2 separate regions of the Homo sapiens genome follow, and region 1 is linked to region 2. The links are chromatin contacts, found by Hi-C or POLR2A ChIA-PET in ENCODE. All regions are on one chromosome and are shown on one strand. Each heading gives the region's core, a stretch centred on a gene start or an enhancer-like site at or near the end of the contact. The rest is flanking DNA. Distances are from core to core; before and after follow the strand shown. Region 1 overlaps WDFY1 (WD repeat and FYVE domain containing 1). Region 2 overlaps AP1S3 (adaptor related protein complex 1 subunit sigma 3).

Region 1 (2,700 bases), core at 136-2,635, 140 kb before region 2:
AAAAAAAAAAAAAAAAAAAAAAAGGTACTCATACTGGTAATACATACTAGAAAATATGTATTGAACCCAAATGTATACCCTTATGGAATTACAGGTTTAAAAATATTTCCAGTGCCCTTTCTGGTATGGGGAAAAAAAAAAAATTAGACCAATTAGGCCAGGTGCAGTGGCTCACGCCTGTAATCCCAGCACTTTGGGAGGCCGAGGTAGGTGGACCACTTGAGGCCAGGAGTTCAAGACCAGCCTGGCCAACATGGCGAAACCCTGTCTGTACTAAAAATACAAAAATTAGCTGGGTGTGGTAGTGCATGCCTGTAGTCCCAGCTACTTGGGAAGCTGAGGCAAGAGAATTGCTTGAACCCGGGAGGCAGAGGCTGCAGTGAGCTGAGATCACGCCACTGCCTCCAACCTGTGCAACAGAGCAAGACTCTGTCTCAAAAAAAAAAAAAAAAAAGAAAGAAAAATATTAATGACTCCTGCAAGATGCCTCCTGGTTTGTGAGCCAGTGCTTTTCAGAGGAAAAAATTGTACCTTGAATCTATCTTTGCTCCTACTGTATTGTGGCTTAAATAGATGAGGCTTTCAAGACTTAGTGATTCCCTTAAGTGTATTTTAACCTTATTTTTAATTGGCTCTTTGATAGAGTTTAACAGTAGAAATAAAAAGGAATCCTTCTACTTATTATGATCATCAGGCATATCTTTCAGCAGATCAAAGATTAATCTCCCTGGAATAAACACTTTATTCTTAATCATAACTGTGGTTATAACTCCACTTTTCATATATCTACTATAGGAAGGTAAAGCATACAGAAGTTTTATCCTTGGTAGACAGGATAACAAACATTACTATATGATATTTAAGAGTAATAACTTTATTTTGTACTTCAGTGACTGCTTCCATTTTTAAGGATTCAAATTAGCACTTTTGCAAAATGGGAATCCTGTATTTCAATTAAGAGTTGAAATGGAGTTATTCGTACTATCTACTTTAAAATCCTTGGCATTCAATAAATGCCAAATGCTTTTTATTTTTAATTTTAACCTCAGATTCCTATGGTTCTTAAAGGTATATTATTTATTTGGAACAGAAAGCATGGTGTCAGTTAGCTCGTGCTACATAACAAACTACCTCAAAACTCAGTGGCTTAAAACAGCAGGGATTTGTCATTGTTCATGAGCCTACAGGTCACCTAGGCAGTGCTTCTGGCCTCAGCCAGGCTCACTCATGCTTGTGGCCAGCCGTGGGCCAGCTCTGCTGAGCTTAGCTGGACTCTTTCTCATGCCTGGGAGTGAGCTTGCTACAGGCGGGCCGAGGATGGCTTCAGCTAGGACAGTTGAGCTCTCTCCCATGTCGTCATTTGTCCTCTGGTAGGCTGGCCCCTGTGGTTCATGTGACGTGGCAGTCTTCCAAGACACAGAGTGAGAGCAAACCAGGCCTCAGGACCCAGTACTAGCACCCCATTCAGCCACATTTTTTTAAACATAGCGTCACTAGCCAACCCATATTCAAGGCTCAGAGAAATAGGCAAGGCACGGCAGTTCATGCCTGGGAGGCCAAGGAGGGCGGATCACGTGAGGTCAGGAATTCGAGACCAGTATGGTCAACATGGTGAAACCCCGTCTCTACTAAAAATACACAAACTTAGCCTGGCGTGGTGGCGCATGCCTGTAATCCCAGCTACTCAGGAGGCTGAGGCAAGAGAATCGCCTGAACCCGGTAGGCGGAGGTTGCAGTGAGCCGAGATCAAGCCATTGCACTCCAGCCTGGGTGACAGAACCGGACTCCGTCTCAAAACAAAAACAAGGCTCAGAGAAATATATTCCATCTCTTGATGGAAAGAGCTGCAAAATGGCTGATTGTAAGGAGCGTGGATGCAGGGAGGAGTAAAGAATTGAGCACATTGTTTTTTAAATTGTTTCACCACAGGCACTTACATACAATATCGCACGCTGTAGCTAGATTGGGCTAAATCTAGAGCTGGAGGTAGTGAGAGACTTTGTTGGAATCACCACTCGTATTTAGCACAGAGGTCAGTATTTCTTTGAACCAAGTGAGCTTTGAAGTTAGACCTGAACTTTTCCATACTCTGATTTATTTGGGGGGAAAAAGTAATTTACTGCTTCTTGTTTCCTTATTGTTTAGGAATTACTGCTTTGGAGGATAAAGTGTGGATTTCTAAAAAGCCTTTAAAAAAGTTTTACTTACTTACCACATAAGGCTGCTTTGCTTTGAATTGTTTACTTTGATAATGTTTTAAAGATGAACTTTCACCATCTTGATAAGAGAGAAAGTTGGTCAAACAACTAAATGAAGTCAGTCTGATGCAGTGCTGCTGTTGGTTTGTGTGATTTTCAGATCGTATCTCTCCTTGCTTCTGCTTCCTTAAGTGTAAAATGAAGGCAGAAGCGCCTGTCATCCCTGCCATCAGGATGTGGCACCTCGTTCTCAACAGACCACAAGCTTTTCATGAATCTTTATTTTTTTAAATTTTTTTTAGAGAAGGTGGTAGAGGGAAGTTCAGGGAGGTGCAGGGAGGTGGGAAATCACAGAGTTGCTTTTCACGAATCTTGATGTGTGTCTAGAATGCAGGAACATTCTTGTGTGTGCCACAACAGTTCAGTGTTGTGAGCTTGCAGGAAGTTAAGCAGGAGGCTGGGCACGGTGGCTCATGCCTGTAATCCCAGCACTTTGGGAGAT
Region 2 (2,700 bases), core at 78-2,577:
GACCTCAGGTGATGTGCCCGCCTCGGTCTCCCAGAGTGCTGGGATTACAGGCGTGAGCCACCACGCCCGGCCAAATATCTCTTCTTAAGGGCGAAAATGATGTAAGTCCTCTGAGTGGTGATGTAAGCCTTAAGTATATAAGAACTGTGGCAGTCCAGCCTGGCGCAGTGGCTCATGCCTGTAATCCCAGCACTTTGGGAAGCCCAGGTGGGTGGATCACTTGAGGTCAGGAGTTTGGGACCAGCCTGGCCAACATGGTGAAACTCTATCTCTACTAAAAATACAAAAATGAGCCAGGCATGGTGGCACATGTCTATAATCCCAGCTACTCAGGAGGCTGAGGCACAGCATGAGGATCACTTGAACCTGGGCGAGCCGAGATCACACCACTGCGCTCCAGCCTGGATGACAGAGTGAGACCCCATCCCAAAAAAAAGAACTGTGGCATTTACATTGGAGCTTCTCAGATTAGGTAATACCCTGCTTTGTGTGGACAGTGTCAGCAGCCCCTGCTTGGGAGGTTACTGACTCTGGGGGCCGGAGCAAGCTGTGCTAAGAGGTTCTCCAACTGCATGGAGTTCCTAAATTTCTGTACCCTTGGATGAAGCAATTGGAAACTTATCGTATGGTGTAGTTTGTGTGTGTGTGTGTGTTGCATATGCATGTGCGTTTTCACTTAGCTGTAGTCTCTAGAAATCTGCATGTGGCACATGTCAGTTACTCGATAGGGAGACTTTCAACCACTCTCCCTGCTTTCAGAACTCTGCCTTATCCCTTGTCTTCTAGGGACATGGTGCCCCCAAGTATTGCTCTCAGGCATTCTATGGGGAGACCTATCTGGTTTCTCTTGGGAATTCACCCTTTCAGTGACAAATTCCCCTATTTTGCTAAATCTTTCATCTCATTTCTGTCTCTGTCTTCCAAAGTTTGTTTGAAGATTTCTGTCAACCTTCTTAACTCAAGAACACCTTTCTCTCTTAAATGAAGACATATGGCTTTGCACACTCTGAAGGGTTGAGACCCAGGAGTGTTGCAGATGTCTATAAATATTTCTTCTTGTATTCATCCATTCTTGCATTGCTGTAAAGAAATACCCGAGACTGGGTAATTTATAAAGAAAACAGGTTTAATTGGCCCATGGTTCTGAAGGCTGTATAGAAAGCATAGTGGCTTCTGCTTCTGGGGAGGCCTCAGGAAACTTACAATCATGGTTGAAGGCGAAGGGGAAGCAGTACCTCACATGGCTGAAGCAGGAAGAAGAGAGAGGGGGCAGCTGCCACACAGTTTTAAACAACCAGATCTCACAATAACTCACTCACTGACTCTCATGAGAACAGCATCAAGGAGATGGCGCTAACTCATTCATGAGAACTCCAGACCCTGATGATCCAGTCACCTCCTACTAGGCCCCATCTCCAACACTGGGGATTACAATTTGACACGAGTTTAGTGGGGACACAGATCCAAACCATATCACTTCTTTTTTTTTTGTTTTTTTGAGACAGGGTCTCACTTTGTCACCCAGGCTGGAGGGCAGTGGCATGATCTCAGCTCACTGCAGCCTCCACCTCCTGGGTTCAAGTGATCCTCCTGCCTTAGTCCCCCAAGTAGTTGGGACTGCAATTGTGTGCCACCATGCCTGGCTAATTTTTGTATCTTTTTTAGAGATTATGGGGTTTCACCATGTTGCCCAGACTGGTTTTGAACTCTTGAGCTCAAGCGATCTGCTCACCTTGGCCTCCCAAAGTGTGAGCCACCACACCTGACCTTCTCCTTCTTCTTTTTTTTTTAATTTAATAACTTTTTTTTTGTAGAGACACACGGTCTCACTATGTTGCCCAGGCTAGTCTTGAATTCCTGGCCTCAAGCAATCTTCCTGTCTCAGCTTCCCAAAGTGCTGGGGTTACATGCAGGAGTCACCATCCCTGGATTGTTTTATTATGTTGATTACGATCTACTAAGTTTGTTTTATAACCCACTGGATCGCACCTGCTGTAAAAACAATGCTCTAGTTAATGTGAATGAAACCTAAACTGTAGGTTCGCACTTTCTTGCCCTTTCACTTTCTTCAGTTTATTGCCAGAATGAAATGACATTGCTTTGAAATTAAAGAAAAATAGTTATTAGGGCTCCTCCATCTTAACAAGGCAACGATGATCATTTTGTAATGATCCTTACCTATGATTGTTTTCGCTATGCATATGTAATTGTCATCTTAGTTGTGTAGCTAGGAGATACTTCGGTTACACAGTTCTTACATTTCTTAAGACTTAATTTTTTTAGAGCAGTGTTAAGTTCACAACAAAATTGAGTGGAAGGTATGAGATCTCTCATATACCTCCTGCCCCAACACATGTAGAGTCTCTCCCATTATCAACGTCCCCTACCAGAGTAGTACACCTGCTGCAACTGATGAGCCTATACTGACTCCTCTCTGTAATTAATTTATTTTTTGTTTTGTAATTTCAACTATATTTTAGATTCAGGGAGTACAGGTGTGAGTTTGTTACATGTAGAATTCATTGTTGGTGTTGGACATTCTATCAGTTTGGACAAATTTATAATGACACGGATCCACCATTATAGTATCATACTGACTATTTGCACTCCCCTAAAATCCTCTGTCCTCCACCTATTCATCCCTCCCCAACACACTGCCACAGCCACTGGCAGCCACACAGTCTGCCATTCTTTTTGCCA

The links. A loop is a pair of places that touch in the nucleus more often than their neighbours do. ChIA-PET counts read pairs that join two places held with the same protein, here RNA polymerase II (POLR2A).
Region 1: POLR2A ChIA-PET joins it to region 2 with 10 read pairs in activated CD8-positive, alpha-beta memory T cell. The contact joins two enhancer-like sites. A Hi-C loop is called at or near these places in 1 of 37 single-sample maps with no recorded cell type. POLR2A ChIA-PET finds 5 or more read pairs at or near these places in 4 of 52 experiments (OCI-LY7, WTC11, activated CD8-positive, alpha-beta memory T cell and 1 more).

The regions. Positions count from the first base shown.
Region 1 is chr2:223,929,441-223,932,140 of GRCh38, reverse strand. The region is part of intron 1 of WDFY1 (WD repeat and FYVE domain containing 1); the gene reads left to right. Among named protein-coding and RNA genes, the nearest start is that of WDFY1, 15 kb to the left of the region's middle. Within about 2 kb of position 1,385, at least 18 of the 41 ENCODE cell types and tissues checked have a DNase peak (open chromatin) inside an H3K27ac peak, as active enhancers do.
Region 2 is chr2:223,785,703-223,788,402 of GRCh38, reverse strand. The region is part of intron 1 of AP1S3 (adaptor related protein complex 1 subunit sigma 3); the gene reads left to right. Among named protein-coding and RNA genes, the nearest start is that of AP1S3, 51 kb to the left of the region's middle. Within about 2 kb of position 1,327, at least 2 of the 41 ENCODE cell types and tissues checked have a DNase peak (open chromatin) inside an H3K27ac peak, as active enhancers do.